Regions from separate parts of the Homo sapiens genome. Here region 1 is linked to region 2. A link is a loop called in an ENCODE intact Hi-C map of the cell type or tissue named here. Cell type or tissue: heart right ventricle. All regions are shown on one strand. Each heading gives the region's core, and the rest is flanking DNA. Links, peaks and the distances in the headings are about the cores only. Region 1 has its middle 120 kb from the start of POLR2M. Region 2 overlaps LOC105370834 (a long non-coding RNA gene).

Region 1 (12,313 bases), core at 1,328-9,327, 56 kb before region 2:
AAACTGTTTTGAACTTTGAATGGTGTTTAATCAATTAAGGGGCATATTTTAAAATTAACGTGCTATATTGTGCATTTTTCATGTGGAACCTTCTTATATTCCTGGGATAACTCAACTAGCTTGTGATATATCCATCTCTTAATGTATTAGTTAATTCTATCTGCTATTTCGTTAAATCAAGAGAGGTTGGTCTTTAACTTTCTTTGTTCTTAATGGTTTTCAACTGCCTATTTACTTCACCGGCTTTATCAGGTTCGGAATGAGGCCATAGAAATTAGGAAGCTCCTCCTATTTCCTTTCTCTGGAAGGTTTTATATAACACAGGAATTATCTATCACTTAAATGTCTGGAAGGAAAGTCTGGAAGTATTAGGCAGTGAATCCCTGGTCTGGGATCCTTTTAAGGATGGCCGTTTGACAGCCTCCATTACTTCCACAGTTATTAATTTTTTCACAGGATTTCTACTTTTGGTTAATACTTTTTTTAGAAAAATCATTTCTGTGAAGTATTTACAAATATACAATTCACTTATATGATTGTTTTATATTCTTTAGGTGAATTGTTCCTTTTCTAATTCTGTGTTTTTTTAGGTTCCCTAAAGTTTCTTTTTGCTAGAGTCTGCAAATAAGCAAATCTGCTGTTTGCTTATTAACTACTGTTTTTCTGTTTATGTAGTTCATTTTCACATTTAGCTCATTTCTTTTCTAAGTTGAACGCATCCTCTTACGTCTTAAATATCAGTTTCATTTTTCTATTTCCCTCAAAGGAATAAAATGACATAGTAGTTTCACCTGTGGCTAACCAGGTTCGAGTCCAAGGCTTGAATTAAAACTGAAAAGTAGGGGACTTCAATTTCATTTCAAGTATGCTTTGGGGAACATGCCAGAGAAGGGAAAGGGATGGAAAAGAGGCTGATGCATGCTCAGAGAGTGGCTGCAAGCAGTTCAGAGCTACGCAGAGGGAGTGGCGGGCATCAGCGGCAGTGGTATTCACAGTTAATTGATTTGCTTCCTCAGTTGACACATCTTTTAACGAAGACTTTGGAACCCAAATGCAATAAACCAAGCATGAGTCTATTATATTCTATACTCATAGAAAATGTTTTACGAATCAAAATCTGAAGCTTATTTGTATAATTTTAATTTTAATCCTAAGATACACATATATAGAGGGGTAAGATGGAAATGGGAACCCAGAGAAGACAGTGTAGTAAAAAGAGGTGGGAACTTAGATCCAAAGAATCCAGTTCTGCCACTGCCTAGCTGTAATCTCAGGCAGCTTCCCTCCAAGTTATGGATTTGTTTCCTCCTTAGAAGGAAGATCAGACTTAGATGATTCCTAATGTCTCTTGCAGCTCAAATGTCATGTGACTACAGGAGCTCCCCTTGCTCTCCTGATCCCATTCTGTCTCTACGTTGGTCAGACCCACAGAACCTTGGATGGTAGGTACCCCTCTCACTGGCTGACCACACTCTTCTCTCATATGTTCATCTTGTGTGTGTGTTTTCACTTGATCTACCATATAAGCATCTTGTCAGTTTAAACTGTGTCACGTTTATAATTGTATTTTCTACTGTGGTCGGTATTGTGAAATGGTAAGTAAACGGCAACCAACGAATGGATAAATAAATTTTATTGGGGATAGAACTGCAAGATGACCACATCAATATAGCTAAATTTCAACAAGATTGGTAAAAGATTCCTTGATAACTATGTGGACAAACTGGAGAAAAGATAAACAGGATTCAAGGGTGATTAGGATAATTCATAAAGGGTTGAATGTCTATAGTAAATGGATAGAAGTCAAACTGGGGGATGTTTTCTTGTTATTGTTTTAAACCAATATCTAGCATGAAAATACACAAGAAATGAACCTGTAGATTATACAAAAGTGGAGCAGCAAATAAATATGAGAGATAGTAGAAACAGGTTCTTAACAAACAGATCTTGACAGGCCCTAAAGAGGGGCAAATTTAAAATGAAGTTTTCCAGGGTTAAGTGTGAAGTTCTATATTTGAGTTAAAACAAACAAACAAACAAAAAAACTGTTGCCCAAGGTCAGGATGCAGGAACCATTGCTTAGTATTGGCACATGTGAAATAGACAGGGGTTTTATTAACAGAGGATAACTCAAATTTAATTGTGTTATACATAGTTCTGTCAAGCCATACCTACAGTATTACGTTTCATTTTGTGTGCCATATTTTCACAAAGACATAGAATGGCAAAAATGCAAAGGAGAAAGCCAGCCATAATGGCCCATGCCTGTAGTCCCAACTACTTGTGAGGCTGATGGGAGGATTGCTTGAGCCCAGGAATTCAAGTCTGTAGTGTACAATGATTGTGCCTGTGAATAGCCACTGCACTTCAGCCTAGACAGCATAGCAAGACTCTGTCTCAAAAAAAGAAAAGAAAGAAAGATGCAAAGGAGAGTGACTGGAGTGTTGGAGAGGGAATTTGAAATTGTTTAGGGGCTGTGGTAATTTCTGGCCTGAGATGAGGAGGTTCTCAGAAAACAAAGCAGCTGCCTGCCGCCTGTCAACACTTGTAGTACTCTCACTTAAAAGAGACTTTATACTATTTTTGAGGGGCACCAAGAAATAAAGCCAACTATTAAAAACCACAGGAAGTCTGGTTTTGGCCAAACATAATACGGTGGGAGTCAAACAAACTGGGTTTGAATCCCAATATTGTGACTAACTTGCTGTATGACCATAAATGAGATACTTAACCTTTTGTCTATCTCAGGTTCTTCCTCTGCAAATCTATCACATGGGATTATTTTTTAATTTGTAAAACACTGAGCATAGTATTTGGCATGAGGAATTCTATAATCGAAGTTTTGATTTATCCAAGTTGCTAAAAGGTGGAAGAGGATGTAGTAAGCTACCTGTCTCTGGGCATGGTGATCAGGAGCTGGGTGACAAGATGTGTACATTGAAAAGGGGGCAGTGTGGGAGAAGAGCAGAGGCAATTCAAACCCTAGATGGATTCTCGACTCAGTATATGTTAATGTATATCCAACACTGTGGCTTGTCATAAAGGCCCTTTATATAACAAAAGAACAGAGGATTTGGAGTTGATTTCACCCTGGCTCTTGTGCTAATTACATGTGGGACTGTGAACCAGGTAACTTACCTCTCTAAACCCTGACATCCTTATCTCCAAAACTGTTTGGCATCCAAACTGAGTTTGTACCATGCACAGCTCAGAGCATTGGTTGTGAGTCAAATACAACATCGTTATGAAAGCATTTTGTCAACTCTAAACCCTATATAAATATAATGGATTATAATTGTTATAATAACTCTAAATTTACTTTTTCTGTCGTTCCCACCAGGAAGTTATATTGTGAGTCAATCCTGAAGTTAAGCAGGAAATCAAACTTAGATGATCATTGTGTATTCCACAAAGACACTCTGAGTCTTTGATATGCTCACATTTCCCTTTTTGCTCTAGGTATGAGTCATATCAGAACCAACTTCTAACAACTGTTCAGGACTGTGTGTTTGTTTACTATGGCCATGCCTGCCAATGTGGGGGGTAGGGTCAGAGCAGGTGTCATTTGGGAGATGATGCCTAGGCCGAGTCTTGAAGGATGAGAAAAGTATTAGGCGGGGGGACACAGGAGCGAGAGGCCTCTGTGCAGAAGAACACGGGCAAGGGCACAAAATCGAGGGCCGGGGGGAGAGAGAGGTGGGGAGCAGCCACAACCTGGAGGTGCATATGCGGCTCGCAGGTGGATATACACTAGTGAAGACAGGAACCAGGGAGGGAGGGTCTTCTCCTCAGGGATAAATATACACTTTATTCTTCTAAGGGCAAAGAAATATGTCAAAGGATTTCTTTTAAAATACATTTAACGTGTTTTACAATAATATTTGTTTTCTACATATGAAAAATATACCCAAAAAGTTGGGGGGGAGGGGGTGGGGGGAAACAGAAAAGTAGAGGGAAGAAGAGGAACAAATTACCCAGGGCTCTACTGCTGAAGAAAACTCCAGCTAACATTCCACACAACTGAAGGGTTCTAATCAAAGTCACACCCACAGTGTCTGGTTTACTTCTGGTAGCAATGAGGAAAATAGGCTGAAGGGGAATTGAACATAAAGCAATTGTTGCAAACACTTCTTTTTTAAATAATTAAAGTTTGAATACTGCTTGTTTTCAACAGAATTCATGGTTGGGCCTTCCCGCGTCTCTAACACATCAACCCCTTTATCTCTTATGAAGCTGTTCCACCTCAGTCTCCCCAGTTAATCACAACCATCAAGCCATGTCTCAGAAACAATCTGGGCCTCTGGCCCTGCATCCCCAGATATCATTCCCATCCCTCCCAAGCAGCTGAACCAACATCTCTTGAAGCGACCAAATGGTGGACACATCACTGGCACACCCAGTATCCACACTGGGATTTCAGCAACCTTCTCCTGACAGATTTCTTCAGAGTATCCACACAGGGGTCTTCACTCACAGGAGAGCCTGAAAGGCTTCAGGGTGACAAGCCCACCGCCCACTTAGGAGAGCATCTGCAGGAATGGGACAAAGGGTATTCGTGACCCTCCTCTATGATCCAGACCACCAAGGGGCTGGGAAGAGCATCCAATCTTGTTCAGCCTAGTCCGATTCCTGGGTGAGGGGAGGGTCAGCCTCCCAAGGTGACCTGGGCATATTAGTTACCTTCACATCAGGAAAATGATTTCCACTCTCCCTACCTTATAGGGTCTTAATGAAGATTCAGTGACCTTTGTGCCTTAGAAAGATACAAATTGCTGTGAATATAGAGAAAACTGACTCCATTTGCCCGAGCACTAAGGTAACTGTTTAAAATTTTAAAATTTACACACCCTATGCTCTCAGATATAGGAGCAAATGACATGGATGAATGGATAGTTAGATAGGAGGGGGAGAGAGAAATATAAATGTATATATGAATGTATATATAAAATATGTATTTATCTATGTTCGTATTTACATATGGAATCCTAATTTGGAATAGCCAAAATTATTCTTTTAGCCCCAAGCAAGCCTGTTCTTTTACCTTTTTAAAATCATATAGCCTATCCCCACCCATCTTGCACACTTTCTTGATCTCCTAGCTTTCTGGGTGGTATTTACTTGGGAAAAAAAAAACTGAGATGGAAGAAGCCCCTTCAATTAGGACTCGAGATAAACAACAACAGAGGGGCTGGAGGGACTTTATCCAAACATATGATTCTTTGGGGCTCTGTGACAGGCCATTTGGTAGCTGGCATATGCAACATCCATTTCAAATCCCATGAGTGACTTTATCAGAGAAGATGAGGTTGGGGGTATGTGTTACGTGCATCAATCTCAAAACAAAATATTTGATCAAAGTTTCTTGTAGTTATCTGACATGTCCAGTTTTTCTGATGCTTCTAGACAACCCATTTCCTCCAGATGGAGAAAGTCTTTAAGATTCAATTTGTAATACACATTATTTTTAGTATACTCACAATGTAAGCCAAATATTTGTGTGGATGGGGGTAGGAGTGAGTGTACAGAGAACATGCTACATTTCCTAATTAACTGAATTCAACTAATACTATATGCCTAGAACTGTGCTGGGGACTGGAGATACCAAAATAAATGATTCATTCAGTACAAATATTCTAGTGATGCTTGTTGCATTGAAGAGAGGTGGTTTGAGTATAAGGGAGCTGACTACTGAACACTTATTAGCTACCCAGTCACTCTCATCAGCAAAACTCTGCCGAGGCTCAGCCTGTCTCAGGGATGGAGTTTGTCTTACGTGCCAAGACATCTATCTCTTTGGATTCAGTTTGTAAGTCTTACCTACTTTTGGCTTCTAGGCTCAAAAAATCTCAGAAAATGTTGGGTTTTTAAATGGTTCTACTTAAGAAATTCTTCAGCAGGAATTAGTACAGGTAGGTGGATAAGTATAACCATGAAGAGACTTGCCAGGGATGACCCTGCTTCAGAAGGGCAGCTGGGATTTTGAGCCAGGTCTTCTAAGTCCAGTCTGCATAATCTTGACAATCAGCAGTTGTTTGCAGACACCAACTCTGACTGGATGATCGTGGGGATTCAAGAAACTTGAAATTAACTCAGTAACTGGTTTAGACCCTGCTGGGTCCCACCTTATCCTTCAGAAGTGTTCCAGTGACAGGGACAAGTTGAAAAGAAAGGCCGGCCCCAGCTCACGCATTACAGTCAAAACCATTTGTTTTGTTAACCTCATGTGAACATTACAAATGTGTGATGGAGCAGAGGCCACATCCTTCTATAGATTAGCAATTTCTTTAGTCAGCAAGGCCCCTCTACCTTGACCTTCAAAGGAAATACTTCAAAGCAAAAAGCCAAGGTCCTCTTCAGATGGTGGAAACTCTGAGGTGGCTCTTGCTTTGAACTCAGAGGGCTTGGGTGTCAATGCCAACTAGTTTGACATTGCTGTTTGTAAAGCCTGTGTGAGGTGGGTTGGTAAGTGTGTATCTCTCTCCCTTTCTAAATGCATTACGTGTTGGTGGTGTCCTCCTTTCAAATTATTCTTTACATCAAATGAGCTGTGGAACAACATCATATGGGAAAGTCTCCTACAGATGGATTTTAGCAAATGAATTTGTGTTTTTATACAGACTGACCATGAGTCGTCAGAGGAACATGTTTTAAACAAGGGCAGCCAGGGAAAGAGTTTAATCTCTGGTATTTTCAAAGTCTGAGTTGGGGTCACAGACAGCTCTATTTTTCTGTCTTTAAGTCAGCAAACTCTAACACAGCCAATGCTGGCCAAGCTGGAGGCCATACCCACCCCTCATACCGCCCCATACCCACCCCTCAACACAATCACAAGAATTCTCAGAGCACCATGGCTATTATTTGGAGATAGCGTTGTGCCTCCCAGTTCTCTCTGCGCACTCAATTTGTGTAACAGAACGTTCTTTAAAAAGTTAAAAGTGTGATACCGACATAGCTATTTTTATCACATTAAATAAACTATGAGATAAGAGAGGCAGCTTGGCCCAATGATAGCACTTCTAGTTACCATTGACGTCCCCTTCCCATGGAAAGCAAGGCCTTGTGGAAAACAACCAAGTTCTATTTGGATCTCTTTCTGCTCTTAATGACAGTTGGGGAATGAAGTGGTTTTGACAACCTTGAGCTCCAAGAGTTTTTATCAGCTGGTGGAAAGACCCCTTTCCCCATCAGCTAACACATACAGAAGAGTTGCCTGGCACTCATCAGAAGGGGATGTGCTCCAGTTTGCTCGGCTATTGCTTTAACTATTACACTGCTTTCTAAAACTTTAATGGGGATGCCTCCTCTCTTTACTTTTCTTTTTTAGAACATTTGTTGGAATTCTCCCTTACTCATTCTTCCAGGTAACTTTTAGAATCATTTAGGAAAATTCTAAGAAAATTCCTGTTGGCATTGTATTACATTTTGGGAGGAGCGGACAGCTTCATATTATATATTCATCCTATTCAAGTGCAAGATGCATCTCTTCTTTTATTCAAAGTAATCACAACTCACAGTAACATTCTGTCACACATACGACACATATGTGTCACACATCTATCTCATATATGTCACCCATATCTCATTTGAATTACAGTCATCTCTCAGTATCCCTGGGGTATTGGTTCCAGGACTCCTATGGATACCAAAATCCATGGATGCTCAAGTCCCTGATATAAAATGGCGTGGTATTAACATATAACCTATGCACACATGTAAACTCCCCTATACTTTAAATCATCTCTAGCTTACTTATACGATCTAATACAAGGCAAATGCTATGTAAATAGTTGTTGCAGAACCTGCAGATAAGGAGGTAGATAATATTGGTAGATGAAAGTGAAAGAGTGAGGAACATGACACTCTATACTACTGGTAAGAGTATAAATTAGTGCAAATATTCTAGGAAGGTATTTTGGCAATGTACACCAAAAATTTTGGAACTCTTTTCTAAGAACTTAACCTAAATTAAATGTCAGAGCTGTGGAAGTGAGTTTAGGGACAGGAATATTAATTGCATTGTTGTTTATAACAGCTGAAGAACGGAATCCACCCAAGTGTTCAACATTAGAGGTTAAAATCTGATCCATCCTCTTGAGGGAATACTGCACAGCCATTAAAATTCACATGTGACAGAGTATTTAATGAGAAGATATTTTTCAAAGTATATGTTTAACTGAAAAGAGACTGAATTTCAAAATAGTATAATTGTATAATCCTAATTCAGTATGGAAAAGAAATTATATGCATAGAAATGTTAAGGAATTATCTCAGAACAGTTATACGGGAGATTTTTTTATCTCAGAATGGGTATATGGGAGATTTTGATTCTTTTCATTGTGATTTTCTAGCCTTTCCATCCAAATTTTCATATAAAGAACAAGTATTAATTTCCCGGAATAGAGAAAACTTAGTACATCCTATAAAATATTCCTAGGTGATTGATATTTTGGTTCCTGGTAGGTAGAAATGAGGAATCCATGCTTTGATTTTTAACAGAATAATGCATTAGTTTGAAAAATGTACTCCTTGGTATAAACAAATATTCTGCTCCTGTTTTTCTGTAATGTTTTCATTAAAAGAGGCATTGTCTCCAAGCATCGAAATCTATCAATATGATCTTTGTTTTCCTTGTTGAACCTATTGTTGTACTACATTGTATCACATTTCCTTGAAATGGTCTATTCATGCACTGCTGGAGCCAAAGCCCGATGTGATCTTTGTGTGCAGTTACTAGTAACATAAACTTGCACAAGTTACCCTCTCTGTACCTCAGTTTCTTCATCTCTACAATGGTACTTCACAGTGTATATAAAGAACTCAGACCCCTGGCTGGCACATAGAAAGACCTCTACAAATGTTAGCTTGCATTATTATCATCATTATTAATTTATTCAATATCATCTTACATTATTTTCTTGTATTTCATTTAAGATCAACATTCCTAAAGTGATCTTGCTCTGTAGTTTTATTTTGCTCATTGATATGGTTTGACTGTGTCCCTACCCAAATCCCATCTTGAATTGTAGCTCCCATAATTCCCATGTGTCGTGGGAGGGACCCAGTGGGATGTAATTGAATCATGGGGGCAGTCCTTCCCATGCTATTCTCGTGATAATGAATAAGTCTCATGAGATCTGATGGTTTTATAAAGGGGAGTTTCCCTGCTCACGCTCTCTTGCCTGCTGCCATTAAGACATGACTTCGCTCCTTTTTTATCTTCCACCATGATTGTGAGGCCTCCCCAGTCATGTGGAACTGTGAGTCAATTAAACCTCCTTCCTTTATAAATTACCCAGTCTTTGGTATGTCTTTATTAGCACCACGAGAACAGACTAATACACTAATGGTATCTTGATCGGTTATGCGTACCAAGGTTGTGCTTGCTTTATGTAATAAACTGGGTAGCAGTCTATCTTTTGCTGTGTTCTGGAACAATTCACGTCCCTTGCATTTACTTCAAAAAGGGAAACACAACCTTTCAATTATACAAAATGGTTAGCATGCCAAGTTATAGAACATGATACAGCTGCTAATCATACCAGCATTCCTGCATATATTACAATTTGGGCTCAACAAATGCAAGTCATTTAATTATATCATTTTCAATTTAATGCTATAGACATTTATAATATATTATTCAATGAGAAAAAGAACTTACAGAACAACCTGTGAAATATCATCTAATTTTTCTTTATAATTCCCATATATTCTCTTCTCAGGCATGTGTGCATGTGAGTATGTGTGTACTCCAAAAGCTAAATGGTAATTTCTAAAAAGGGCTAGTAATTAAGGTAATTTTAAAAACTGTTTTTTCTCTGTCTGTTCACCTGTTTTTACACTAAATGTGTATTACTCATGTAGTCAAAAAACAAAATGACATTTAAAACCTATCCCTACATTTATGGTTATCTACTTTGTACACACAATATTCTTGACCTGGTAGGGGATGAAAAAGATCCCTGTGATCCAGCCCCTGCTTCCTAGAAGTTAGTAATCTAGATCTAGATGAAGTAGAAACATACATAACTGTGAAATTGTTGTACAGAATTACAAACAAAGGACTGGAGGTGACCAACATTCTCTGTCTGCCCAGAACTGACGGTTTTTCTAGGACATGGGACTCTTCAGTACTGAAACCCAGACAGTCCCAGGCAAACTGCGACAGCTGGTGACCTTGCTGGAAGAGCCACTGGCAAAGCAGTGTGAACCAAACGTCCATGTGCTTTCCTACATTTTTCAGCCTCCCCCATAGTTCGTTTGGGACCCTATGATTGTGCTCTCACCAATGGGATTGTGAGTATAAGTGATAGATAGCTCCTGGCTTGAGGCCATTAAAAGCAGGCATGCATTCTTCCAGGACTTCCCTCTCTCCTCCTCACCCATGGAATTGGATAATCCTGGAATGGATGAGTTCATTGAGGGAAGCAGCTGAGTTCCCTGAGTCACCACTGGAAAAGACCTACCAAGGAGAGCTTCTTGGCTCACACCAGACTCTGATGTTAGTGATAAGTACTAGGTTGAGCCCCTGAGATTTCAGGATTTATTTTTTAAGGCAGCAAAGTATAACAGTGCCTAAGTAAAAGAGAACCCAGAGCCCAAAGATGAGGGAAAACTTCATGAGAAGCGACTTTATACTACATGAGGCTTGGTAAGAATTCCACATGAAGAAATGAAGTGATGAGGAAGAACAGTTTAGGCGGAAGCAGAGGCAGGTAGGCAAGAAAGGACAGGAAATAGTTGAGGTACAAGAAGTCATGCGTTAGAAGACAAGGCTGGAAATATTGGTCATGCCAGATTGAGGAGGATCTTCCTTCTTAACTCCTCTGAACTCTTCCTTAGGAGTTTGGGCTTTATTCCAAGGACAACAGACAGCAATTGGACATTTTGAGCAATGGTGTATCACAGCCAGAACAGTGTAAAGGAAAGGCTACATGGGAAACACTGGAGGGGGTCCAGGCGTAGGACCAATTTAGAGGTGATGACAGTCATCAATAACCCAAGCAAAGGCCAGGCACAGTGGCTCACACCTGTAAACCCAACACGACACTTTGGAAGACTGAGGCAAGGGCATCACTTGAGACCAGGAGTTTGAGATCAGCATGGGCAACATAGCAAGACCCCATCTTTTTTTTTTTTTTAAGGCAGGGTCTCGCTCTGTCTTCCAGGCTGGAGTGCAGTGCAGTGCAGTGGGGCAGTCTCAGCTCACTGCAACCTCTGCCTCCCGGGTTCAAGTGATCCTCCCACCTCAGCTTCCCGAGTAGCTGGGACTACAGGGCACATGGCTAATTTTTGAATTTTTAGTAGAGACAGGGTTTCACCATGTTGGCCAGGCTGGTCTCAAACTCCTGACCTCAAATGATACACCCACCTTGGCCTCCCAAAGTGCTGGGAATATAGGCGTGAGTGAACCACCATGCCTGGTGCAAGACTCCATTTCTAAAAAAAAAAAAAAAAATTAATTAGCTAGACATGCTGGCACATGCCTATAGTCCTAACTACTCAGAAGGCTGAGGCAGAAGCATCACTTCAGCCCAGGAGTTTGAAGCTCCAGTGAGCCATGATGGTGCCACTGCACCCAATCTGGGCAATAGAGCAAGACTCTGTCTCTAAAAAACAAAATCAACACCCCTGCCCCCACCCACACACACACACACAAACAAACCCAAGCAAGAAGGGATGAAGGCCTGAACTACACCAAAGGTTGGAGGTGTGTAGTGATAGTTAGGTAGCAGAACGTGCTAGACTTGGCTATTCCTAGTTAGACACTTTCATTAGTGGAGAGTGAAGTGGAAGAGGATGCTGTGATTTCCAGCCTTTATGCCATAGAGGATGCTGATGCTCTTCACAGAAACAGGGAACCAAGGAAGAGAAGTACAGGAGAAATGACAGGGGTGATTTGAGACCTGTTAAAATAGGGGACAGAAGGGATTGATGGAGCCTGAGAAAGAGAAGTCACAGAGGTGAGGGGCTGGGAGGAGAGAACAATATTCCAAGAATCAAAGGAGGAGACAATTATATGGAAGAGAAATTGGACAAGAGTATCAGAGGCTTCAGAGAGACTGAGTAAGCCAAGACTGAGAAGGGACCAATGGACATTACACTGGGGAAGTGATCTGGAAGAACATTTCACAATGTAGCAGATGCAGAAGGCAGATAAAAGAGGTTGGGCCAGGCACAGTGGCTCACACCTATAATCCCAGCACTTTGGGAGGCCGAGGTGGGTGGATCACTTGAGCCCAGGAGTTTGAGACCAGCCTGGGCAACATGGCAAAACCCCATCTCTGCAAAAAGTACAAAAATGTGGTGGCAAGCA
Region 2 (12,313 bases), core at 1,455-9,454:
AGTATGTCTTCTGTGGGCCAGATAATTGAGGTACAAAGATAAAAAAATATGGTTATAGACTCAAGGGGCTCACAGATTGGTAAGAAATACAGAAACATTAGTCCCATTGTTACAGCGTATGTTCATAAGACGATATAAAATGCAATGAGTGATTAGCTGCACCTAGGGCATTCTGGAGGGCTTCATGTAGGAGACAGCATTTACTGAGTTTTAAAGGGTAAATACAATTCCAATAGGTAGAAAATGGTGTAAGATGTTCCAAGTGTACAGAGCGTGTGCTAAGTATCAGAGGCCCAGACACATGTGGCATTTCTTCGGAGCATCCAACATTTCAATGTGGATATAGCCCTGGTACCTGGAGGAGAGGAGAAAGGTGATAAGAGTTCAACAACAGAAGGTAGATTGGGAGCAGATGATTCAGAGCATCAGGAAAAGTAGCTAATGCATGCTAGGCTTAATACCTTGGTGATGGGTTGATAGGCACAGCAAACCACCATGGCACACGTTTACCTATGTAACAGACCTGAACATCCTGCACATTTACACCAAAACTTAAAAAAAGTTAAGTCATCTCTTGGCAAGAAGCCACGACCAGGTTTGTGTTTTAGAATTTACATTTTAAGAGTAGTTAAGAAAGTGAATGGATTACAGAAAGAAATGACTAGAAACAAGATGGCCAATAAAGAGACTCTTGTTGTAATCCAATCAAGCATCGAGAAGGGCACGAAATAGGGCTGTGGACATGGGAACGAATGTGAAAGAATACATTTGAAAAAGATTTCAGAGGCAGAATCACCGGAATGTGGCCATAATAGAAAGTGCAGAGTGGCAAGTAGGGAACAGCGAGGAGAGTCTCTGAATTTCTAGCTTGAGTGGCTGAGTGGGTAGTGATGCTGGTATTTGGAAAGAGTAACACAGGAGAGAAAACAATTCTGGGTGTAGAATTAGGAGTCAAGAAATTGGGTCTGATCTAAACTCTTCCATCAACCAAGTACCCAGCCTTGGATACGTCGGTTAACTCAAGTTTTCCTAACTCTCAATTGAAGAGGCTAGGAAACTTCATCCCTATGTTCCTTTCTAACTTCAACAGCCTGTGGGTCAAAAGACAACATGAGCAAGACAGGTCTGACAAAGTCTAAGAGTCAAAAGCACAAAGTTAAGCAGGGCATGACTGAAAGCCCTGAAATGAGCTGCAAACTCATGGGCAAAAGGTCCCATTGATCTTGCTGCACCCAGAGGCAATACCGCAGAGTAAAGGACACCTGGGTTTCGGGACACTGTGCTATGTCTTCCTAGGAGCACGCTTCATAGAATTTCATCTTTGCGTTGCTTATAGCTTGAAGGTTTGTAAGGAACCACCCTCCTCTGTAGATCTGATGTAGCCTAAGACGGTGATGCAGAGAACTGGGCAAACAAGACACTACTTGGTAAACGACGGCAGGACAACTGACTACCCATGGGGTAAAACGCAGAATTAAATCCACACCTTACACCAAACACATAACCAATTTCAGATGGACCAAGGACTTGAATGTGAAAAGCAAGACTTTTAGGATCAAATATAGGTATCTTTATAACCTTAGGACAGGGATTAACTTTAACATTTTAAATATTAATTTTAGACTTATAGAGGGGTTGCAAAAATGGTACAAAGAGTTCCTTTGTATTCTTCACCTGGCTTCCTTTTAACGTAACATCTTATGTGGTGCCATGGTATAATTATCAAAACTAAGAACATTGGTACAATACTATTATCTATAGACTTTATTAGATTAAGAAGTTGAAGACATACAAAAAATCCTCTAAACATAAAAAAAGATGGATAAATTCAACCATATTAAAACTAAGAATTTCCACGCAAAGGATACCATAAAGAAAGGTAAAAGAAAGGCAGGAAGACCACTTGAGCCCTGGAGTTTAAGACCAGCCTAGGCAACACAGCAGGACTTTGTCTCTACTAAAAGTTATTTAAAAAAAAAAAAAATTAGCCAGGCATGGTGTCTTGTTCCTGTAGTCCTATCTACTCTGGAGGCTAAGGCACCAGGATCACATGATCCCAGGAGTTTGAGGCTGCAGTGAACTGTGATCGCACCACTGTACTCCAGCCTGAGCAACAGAATGAGATCCTGTCTCAAAAAAATTTAAGGTAAAAGAGAAAAAACAAATTGGATGTGAATATTTGTGACACATATAAGAAATGAAGGATTTGAATGAGAACAAAAGAAGGGTAAGAGCCCCTACAAATTAATAAGAAGGCCAACAACCCAAAAGAAAAACATGCAGAAGATACAAATAGACATTTCACAGAAAGAGGGATATATGTGAAGGGCCAATAAACATAAAAGATTGCTTAACCTAATGAATGTCAGGAAAGTGCAAACTAAGACCGGGAGATAACAATAGCAAGTCACTGAGAAGATGTGTATCAAAATACATAGCTGGTGAGGGAGTAAATCGACACCACCCCTTTAGAAGGATGTGGTATCAGCAGGTAAAGTTGGCCAATCCTGTGCCAGAGCCTTGTCACTGAAAGTGAGGCTTGTGGATTCACAGCATTGCTGTCCCTTCCAGGACTCCTCCCAAACTGAACCAGAATTTGCATATTAATGAGATCCCCAGCTGATCCGTATAGACACTGAAGTTTGAGAAGCCACGGTCTAGAGAAATGCTTGCTCACATATAGCAGGAGAAGTGTAAGAGCATGTCCGCGGCCCTGTTCACAATGATTAAAAAGCAAGAATAGCACAAATGCCCATTGACAGTAAATGGGTAAATAAATTGTGTATAGTTACACAATGGAATATCATCCAGCCCTGAAAATGAATCAATGCCTCCTGGGTGACATAAGGATGAATCATAGCAACAAAACACCACAGAAAGTAAAAAGCCACGAAGGATCACATGCAGCATGCTTCCATTGTAGTATAGTGCAAGCACAAGCAAAACAAAATATGTTGTTCAAGAATCCATCTGTACTTCCAAAAAGTTTTTTTCTCAAATGGGAAGACAGTTATAAACAAAACACCAGACATTGCTGACTCTGGTGGCAAAGTGGAGGGATGAAGAGGTACTATGTGCACTGGCTGTGGGCAGTCATCGAGCTCTTGGGTGGCATAGGCAAGCTAACAGGTGTTTGATTATTATGCTTGTCAATGTATATATTATTTCTATTCTCATTATATATTACCTAATTTAAAAATCATTTTAAAAAACCTCCCAATGTTCCAGCATTCACAGCAGCCAAAATTATTGATCTGGGCATTAAGCAGTTTGAGTCTAATGCAAAGGGGAAGAGCAACAGATGAAACAAAGAGTAAACTAGTGGTAATAACAGTGAAGGCAGAGACACATTGTTAGAGACACAGAACTACTGTCAAAGGGCTGAGAGCCCAGGCGATCCACACAAGGCCAGGGGAAAACGGCCACCAATAGAGCAAAAGCCAGTGTGATGCTCAAAATCATGGCCCTACATTTGGGAATAATTAGATACAGGGTGAAAGATTCACGTAATGACACACAGCAGGAGAGTAAGGCATGTGTAGTGAGAGCAGAGATTCTCAAACTTGGCAGACCATTGGAATCATTTGGGGGAGTTTTTAAAATTTCAGCCTCCTAGGTTCCACCCCAGAGATTCAAATTTAATTGACATGGGATGCAGCTTTTATATTGGGACCTTTAAAAGCTCCCTCAGATGATTCTAATGTGCAGCAATTTTTTTTATTATTTTTAAGACAGCACCTTTCAAAAGCACCTATGTAGGATTACACAGTTAGCGGGTCATAATGCCTGAGGTGAGTCCCTAAAAGTGTGGGATACAACCTGAACAGATCGCGTAAGCAAACAAAAAAAACACAGAACAGAGTATCAGTAGGTATGCCAGCCCAGGACATGAGGACATGATGCGGTTATTAAGGTGTCCCCAGGAGTAACAACATCCCTTCCCTTTTGATCAATAGCTATTTAACAAGAGGATTTCTCAGCAGTGGCACTATTGACATTCTGGGCCAAATAATTTTTGGTTGTGGGGGACTATCCTATGCATGGTCGGATGTTTAGAAGTATCCCTGGGCCCTCACCCACTGGACACCTATTGTACCTTCCCAGCCGTGACAACCCAAAATGTCTCTAGACACTAACAGATCTGTTGCCCAAGCAGGCATGCAATTGGATAATGGTGCCATCTCCCCTTGCAGGCTGAGCTCATCTTTAGATGTGATTTTTTTCTTGCAGCCCCTCACACTTTGGAGGCCAGGAGAACAGGGGGAGGGGATAAAAACCACAGTATCTCCCTAAGCTAGTGAGCCACAATTAGTGTCCCCCGAAGCTAGTGAGAAGGGACTGGTTGATTGTTATAGGCTGGCCCAGGCCCTTCTCTGTAAGACCTAGGGGGTGGTTTGGCCAGTTTTCGGGGGCTTTCTTTTGGATGGGAGGTAGTAATGCCTCTTTGCCTCTAGTCTGGGGCCTTGGTGACTATTTCTAAAGAAACAAGGAAAGTACATCTTAATATCCTGTTACCAAGGTAGTTTTTAAAGTGTGTTCAAGATCCCTGCACGAGGCATGTTTGAGCAGGGGCGTTGCACAAGTTAGCCTGATATATTAACCTGTCTGCAAAGGAGCCTGTGTGCTTCTGATTGTTGTAAAATAAACACAGGGCTCTGAACTTGGGGGTGGCTGGGCTTTGTCAGGACCCAGACTGATCTTACCCATGTTGCCCTCAGCTCTGAAAAATTAGCAGAAGGCCTAGAATATGAAACTTTGCCTTTAGCAGAAAAACACAGTAAATTTCAATTTGAAGACCTTTCCCAAATTCAATAGCAAAACTATCGTGTTGCCTGGGAACAGCAGAGAAGCTGGGTCCCTTGGCCTCTAACTTCTACTTTCACATTCATGTACAGATGAAGCAATTCCCATCGACAGGAAGGCTGTAGGCAATGGCAAATATGAAGCGAGTTCAGGAGAAGTGAGGTGCACTGGCAAGGGGAGGGAGAAGTCGGTGCAAGCCAGAGCATCTGGGGTTGGGGGGTATTGTTGGGGTAAAGGTATGAGCTGGGCCCCAGAGGACCAGTGGGAGTTGGAAGGGATGAGCTGAGTAAAGAAGGCATTCTGGGGAAGGCTGGGGGAGCTTTGTTTCAAAACTTCAATTGTTCCAAAAATGTCCACTGTAGGTAGTTGGGGTTTTTTTGATCCAAGATCCAATTAAGATGCACACATTGTATTAGGTTCTCACATCTCTTAACTCTCCATTAATCTAGATCAGCCTCCTTATCTGGCAGGCATTTTTAAGAGGACTTAAGTTTAACTGGTAGAAGTCTGGGCCTATTGGGTGAATAAGGTTAAGAGAAAGGAAGTGACAAGGTGGCTATTCAGTTATGTTGGAGAACCTGCTGGGATATTTGAAAGGCTCTAAATCCTAAGTCAGCATCCACCTTGCAGAAGAGTTTTAGAACCTGCAGAACAAAAAGAACATAGAGATCATCTGGTCTAACGCCTTGAATTTACAAAAGACCTGTCTTTGGAACAAGATGGGAAGTCAATCATTTTACAGATGAGAAAACTGAGGTTCCTAGAGACAACACTACTTGCATATTAGCACTTCCCTAAAAGAAGGCAGAGCCCTTATTAAAACCTCTTCATCTCCTTGGTCAGCTCTGCTCTCCCAAATCCCATAGAGAGCTCTCCTCAGGCACCGTGGTGGATTCAGGCACTATGCAGGGAGAAAAGATGTGTCCCTGCCATGGCTTCACAGCAGGACCAAGATGGCGGATGGTGACTCAGAAGAAACTCACTCACTCCCTTCGGGGCCAAGCCGGGTGGATAACAGCCGACGAGGCTGCTGCAGCTGCCTGAGGGCTCCCGTGAGGATGGAGGGCTGCGCCAGAAAAGCTTCCGAGCCGTCCCACATACCAGGCCGCATACACATGGCCTGCAGTTTCCGTTAGCAGGCTGCACTACTCCAAATCTCAGATAATTGACTTTGGACAGAGATTTATGTGGATTTTTTTTTTTCCTTGCCCAGAAAGGCAATCAGGTCCCAGGGAAAGAAGAGCTCCAGTCAGCTGCAGACCATACAATCCTTATTGGCCTCAAAGAACAGAACATTTCTCAGAAATATCACTGGGGGCCTGGCCACAGCAATATTACAAAGCAGCCTCTTCCACTGCCTTTCATACCTTTTCTCTATCTGGCCTCTCTTTGCAGATGCCTGCCACTGCCCAGGATATCCGGAGTTTGTCTTCTGCCACGGCCTCTCCAAGGCAGTGTCAAAGCTACTAAATGTCTTTTGCTTTTCTCCCATCTGACTCCCATTGGCTCAATTTTCTGCCCTCTGAAAATTGTTTTAGAGAGGGGTGTTGGAAACTATTTCAAGTTTAAGTAAGTGTGGCAGGGTGATTTGTATTTTTGAAGAAAACCTCAGAGAAACAAGGTCTTTGAACCTAAAGGCACTTGAGAAATGATTGAGCTCAGAGCCAGTCAAACTCTGTTCTGTGAAGCCCACGAGTCCTGCAGATGTGTTTCTGAGGCTGCCGCCAGGCTGGGAGGGCCCTCAGGTGGTCAGGGAGTTACCTATCAAGGTTCCAACCACAATTTCTTTTCAGGGCATTTTACTTTTCAAATAAAAGATTAAAAACCAGTGATCAATGCTATAATATGAATCAATCTGGAAGAAGCCACACCCGATAGACCACACGTCATTATTCCATTTATATGAAATGTCTAGAAGAGGCAAATGCATAGACACAGAAAGTAGATTGGTGGTTGGCACGGGTCAGGGGGAATGGGGAATTCAGAGTCACTAGTAATGGATACAGGGTTTCTTTTAGAGTTGATAGAAATGTATTAGAATTGGATAGTAATGATAGCTGCAGAACCTTGAAAACATACTAAAGAACTATAAATTGTATACTTTAAATGGGTGAATTTCATAGTACGTGAATTCATCTCAATTAAAAAAAAAATCAGTGACCTTATCCAATCCTTCCCCTTTTCAGCTGAGAAAACAGGTCTCAGAAAGATGAGAAAGATGAAGAGAACTACTTAAGATGTGCACACCTGAGAGGAGCGAAGCCCAAAGTCCAATGTGTCCCTAATAAAATCCCAGGCTTCATGGGGAGATTTCAAGCCGCAGGTAAAGTTACCTGTATCCCTCGAAAGCACATGAAAGAACCAGCAGCTTGTACCGCCTCCGTGGAAGGCCAGCCCTCAACAGGCAGAACAATGGCTCCACCCCATGTCCCTCCTGTATGGTAGCTGCACCTGACAAAGATAACTTGACTGGAATATACCCTGAGAATGACCCTGTACAGCAGATACACCTGAATGTGTGTTCAGAGTTCTGAGCTAAGGAATCCAGGAGTGGCCAACTCAGATATCCATTTCTTATCTATGAGAACACCTGAGCCCCCTGCCTGTCCCATCCCATGGCGCAAAGGCCACACAGGGGATCAAGGCCCTTTGTTTTAGGTTAAATGAAGGTTGCCAGGTGGAGGTTGTTAGGGTGAAGGGTGTTAAGTGAAAATGCTACACAAACTGCATGCCTTTTACAAGAAGTTGTGGTTTTCCTACACAAACTGCATGCCTTTTACAAGAAGTTGTGGTTTTCCTGCCCAGCCCACAGCCACCGAACACTGCCCCCTGTGTTTAGCCCCCAGTAAAATCCCATGTCTCATTTGGCTCAGGGTCTCTTCTTTGGCCTCTTGAAACTGGTGCCTTCCCCACTGGAGTTGACAGGGATTTGGCAGAACATCTGCCTCCTGTAATTTAACTCATGAAATAGAAAGACATTGCTGTAGTGCCTCAAGGACCCCCCTGATTAGAACAGACTATGCCCGCCCCCAAGTGATTGTACAGTTTGTGCCCAGCTGCAGGAGCAAATGGGGGCCTGTGCTCCATTCACCAAGCCTTGGCCTAACTGCAGAACTCTCCCCAGCTGTGTAGTTGAGCTCCTTCCCTAGGAAGTGGGGTAGATAATGCCTTCGGAGAACTGAAGAAGTTAACAGATATACAGTTCCCATGCAGGCATTAGTATTTTTATTACCATGAGGAGATGCTTCAAAAGGGCCTCAGTGCCCAAGGGCAGTGTTCTATTTTTGCAGCAACCACCTCTCAGGTAGAGATTCAGAACTGCATGTTAGAAATGTCCTAGATCCATGTCTAAAAGAGAAAGGGCTGGGGACAGGAGAACTTTCATAGAACATAACTTGTCTCAGGATATAAAAGTTACATTTTTCAACACAGAATCAAACAACCTCTCTTCCCCATATTTCTGCCTTAATTTTTTAAGGCTGTGGCAGAAGAACTGAGGCACAAGTCTGACAATCCAGATTCCATAAGTGAGCCTGAGGGTCTAGAGATGGTGCAGTGATGAGGTATGGGCGGACGTTGAACCCAGCCCTGCCAGCTCCCCTGGCAGCACACACATGTCCTGGTGCTAACAGGGAAGGCTGGCCCCATAAAGCAGCACCAAGAGAACTGAAAATTTTGGGACAGGCCAAGTCAGCACTGCTCTGCGGCTCAGCAGGCAAGGCTTGGTGCCCCAGAGGCCCATGCAGGGTGGGAGGGCAGCCATGCCAGCCTGTCTTAGGCAGCAGAAACCAGGCTGCAGAGTAGAACCCAGAGTGACAGAAGCCAGCAGTGAGTGGCAGCCTTGACTGATTCAGGAGGGCAGGTAAGATGAAGTGTTCCACTGAGAAGGAAGCTGCAAGATTAGAGGATTTGCAAGACGTTGCAAGAAAGTGGATTTATCCCCCCACAACAAGTAGGGGTTGGAGTCAACAGGAAGTGAGCATTCATGCTCATGGAATCTTATCCACATTCACAGCCCAGAAAGACTTAGGGTTATTGAGGTTATGTACCATCAACACTTTGCTAAGAGCTGAGGCAGGAGTCAAATGGGAGGAACCAGATGACGCTAAGAACAGAGCATGGACTATTTAGAATGTCTCTCAGGGAAGGCTTCAAGAAGACAGTGATGCTTGAGCTGGTGTTGGAAAGATGGGAAGACACGCTCAACAAAGAAAAGTGTAGAAGAAGGGCCCAGAGTTGACAGATTTTGTGTGGGCAACAAGGGGATGATACATGGTTGGGCAGAGAGAAAGGGGCCAGGTTCCTGAGTTGGCTGATGATGGTGGGCACAACAACACAGATAAACTTGACTTTCCCCTGGACACCTCCAGGACCATGTCTGAGAGGATATAACAGGGACTCACAGAAGTTGAAGCCTCTACTAAACTCTTACCTGAGGTCCCCAGAAACTTGAAGTGAAGAATAGCCTCCATTCAAATCCACACAGTTTTAACCTAAAATTCCAGACATCAGTTGAATGGAAGCATTTATTCACAATGAGGTAACTAATTAGAACGTACCAATCTGAAGGAATTTTCCCTAAGGAAATGTGGATATAGCTCAAAGACCTCAATTCAAAGGACGCACCAATCAGTTAATTCTCGGGCAGGGCCCACGTGTTCTAACTCCTGACAATCTGATTTTCTCATGAATGTGAACAGGGAGGAGGAAAGAGGACTAAGGGCATTTTCAGGCATCACCTGCATGTTTTTTGAATAGGCAGAAAAAAATTAGGCTCAGATTCACCTGACGCCTTCACACCATAGATTATGAAGCCTCTCTGTAGGAAGCACGCTGATCATGACATGGACTAAGCCACCTGGGCCCTCATTATCCAAAAAAAACAAAAACAAAAACAAAACACAACAAAACTCTTGTGCAGTAAAACCCATACCCCCATTTTGGGAGTTGGGGATGTGGAGAAAATTCACCCTAGCTACCCTGGCTATCATTTAGTGGGCTTCAGTTGTTGGTAATTTTCTGACAGTCTTCACCTTGATATTTATAAAAGCCCCCAAATTCCCATGTCATTTACATGACACAATAACCTATAAAGTTCCAAAGAGAAATGTTTCTTTTACCACTGGCGTGGACAATCAAAAGAATGCAAGTTTCAGGTTAGAGGGGAGAAAAGAACTGCAGAGGTTTGCCCAGGCAGAGAAGGATGGAGCATGCCCGTTTCATGGCAACCAGTGTCAAGGTTGCAGCCAGGGAGAGACCACCAGCTGCAGCTCAAGCCTCTTGAGGACAGGAACTGTGTTGTTCATTGTGGGCAGACCCCCCAGTGCCTAGCATGTGCCTGGCCCATGAGAGGTGCTCAATGGGTCATCACTGGATTTAAGAATAAACAGAAGGTTGTGGTGCAGTATTATTTTCAGATGCATATGCAGGTCCATATGAAATATAATCAGTATGTTGGGCCACATATAAATAAAATATATCTGGTGCCCTGAGTATGTTGAGTGCATAACAAACTTGGATTATGCAAGTAATGGCATGTGTCCCTCTGCCCAGCAAGGATGTAAATCATTCTCCTTCATTTTCAAAATGTCAGCTGGAATGGCTGCTTGAACATGGAGTTAAAACATCTGGAGCCACAGAAATTCAGAACTCCAGGCACGTGTCTGAGAAATTAGCTAAGAAGTGATAACAATCTATAACATGCCAAGGATTCATTTGAGACACTGGCTCTCTCAGAGACAATCCAAGGACATGGAAAGGGGGTCTTGTTAGGATCCCCAAACTCTACCCCTATGATGAGTTCGATCTGCACCATCTAATAAGATAGCCAATGACCACATGTGGCTACTGGGCACTGGAAATGTGGCTAGCCCAAATGGAGATGTGCTGTAAATTTAAGATACATACCAGATAACAAAGACTTTGCATGAAAAATAAAATACCTTACTAATAAATGCTTTATGTTGATTATATGTTGAAATTATAAAGCTGTGGATATAGGTTAAATGACGTTTTTAAAAGTAATTTCACCTGTTTTACTTTTTAATGAGGCTACTAGAAAATTTAAAATTAAAAATGTGATTCACAACAGCCAAAAGATAGAAGCAAACCAAATATCCATTGACAGATGAATGGATAAACTGATATATAAACACAATACAACATCAGTAAACCTTTAAAAGGAAATTCTGACACATGACAATGTGGATGAACCTTAAAGACATCATGCCAAGTGAAATAAGCCTGTCACAAAAGGACAAATACTGTATGATTTCACTTAAATGAGGTACCTAGAGCAGTCAAATTCATGGAGACAGAAAATAGGCTGGTGGTTGCCAGAGGCTGAAGGGAGTGAAGAGTTTTTGTTTAATGGGTACATAGTTTCAGTTTGGAAAAACAAAGTTCTAGAGTTGGATGGTGGTGATGGTTGCACAACAGTGTACATGTACTTAATGCCAAATTGTACACTTAGAATTGGTTAAGATGGTAAATTTTATGTACATTTTATAATAAAATAAAAAATACAATTAACTAGAAAGACTTTTACTGAGTTACAAGAATGAAGAAAATCTTCACTTTACTAGATTTGTGGTTTCCAAGTCAAAAATATTACTTCATTGCTTCTCAAGCTTCAACTCAAGAATTTCTCTACATTAAAGGGAACTGCTCACTGGTTATACAGCACAGTGTGCTAGGGCATATCAAAGGGAATCCGAGGTCTGCCTGGGTTCCTGGGTCTGACTGTATATGAGCTGACATGAGTAGAGACCTCCAATTTGGGGCTAAGGAAGAACTGTGCAGCTATTTGCAGGGTCTAGTAAGATAAAGGAGAGAGATGAGAACAATGAAGTTGTCACATGGACCCATCCCTACCAAATCTCTCAGGACTCCAGAGAGAGAAAGTTAGGGCAAAAGGAAAGAGGGTGTTGTCAAGAGGAACTGGATGAAACAGTAACAGTAGGGCTGCTTTGGGATCCAGGTGACAAACAGCACACAGCAGGAGAGGTCTCTTGTCGCTCCACTTAGGCACCCAAGCCCCTGAGAGGGGTGTCTGTGGGAGCAGAATCTACTCTGGGCACAGAGGCTGGTGTTGCCACCTGCACAGACCAAGACGGGCGCAGGGGAGGGAAGAACATGGCAGGAGCCACCTGGGGACTACATACAACAGGCTGGTTCGTGGCCACATGAGAGGTTTCTCTTGGTAAAGTCAGAAATATTTGGAGAGACTTTGTAGGGGACTAGAAGACTCAAGTATGTGAGGGAATGAGAATAGGAACTTCATTATTGACATTCATGTCACTTACTTTGTCTTCTGACTGGTAGTGCCCAGGAGAGGTATTTTATCACATGTGTGCTCTGAAGTTGCCCCAGTTTTGCTCTTGAGGGAAAAGTATCCCATAAATGCGAGAGAATAGTTTAGTAAAATTAAGTTCCTTGAGCAAACAAAAATCCAAAGGCAGGACGATTTAATTCAGTTTGAAAGGACCGTGATGAATAACAAGGAGGAAAT

Evidence for each region. A loop is a pair of places that touch in the nucleus more often than their neighbours do. Peaks named below come from ENCODE experiments on the same cell type or tissue, not always from the same donor. Only the 100,000 strongest peaks of a DNase experiment are listed, where the experiment ranks them.
Region 1: a loop joins it to region 2, with 1.8 times the contacts of the local background. A loop is called at or near these places in 2 of 110 quality-filtered maps.

The regions. Positions count from the first base shown.
Region 1 is chr15:57,818,382-57,830,694 of GRCh38, reverse strand. No RefSeq gene overlaps it. Among named protein-coding and RNA genes, the nearest start is that of POLR2M, 120 kb to the right of the region's middle. RefSeq lists a silencer at 3,457-3,516. In heart right ventricle, for the core only: no CTCF peak of the experiment used is centred there; no DNase peak of the experiment used is centred there.
Region 2 is chr15:57,762,976-57,775,288 of GRCh38, reverse strand. All of the region lies in intron 4 of LOC105370834 (a long non-coding RNA gene), which reads right to left. Among named protein-coding and RNA genes, the nearest start is that of POLR2M, 62 kb to the right of the region's middle. In heart right ventricle, for the core only: no CTCF peak of the experiment used is centred there; a DNase peak (open chromatin) is centred at 5,828; H3K27ac peaks cover 1,503 bases.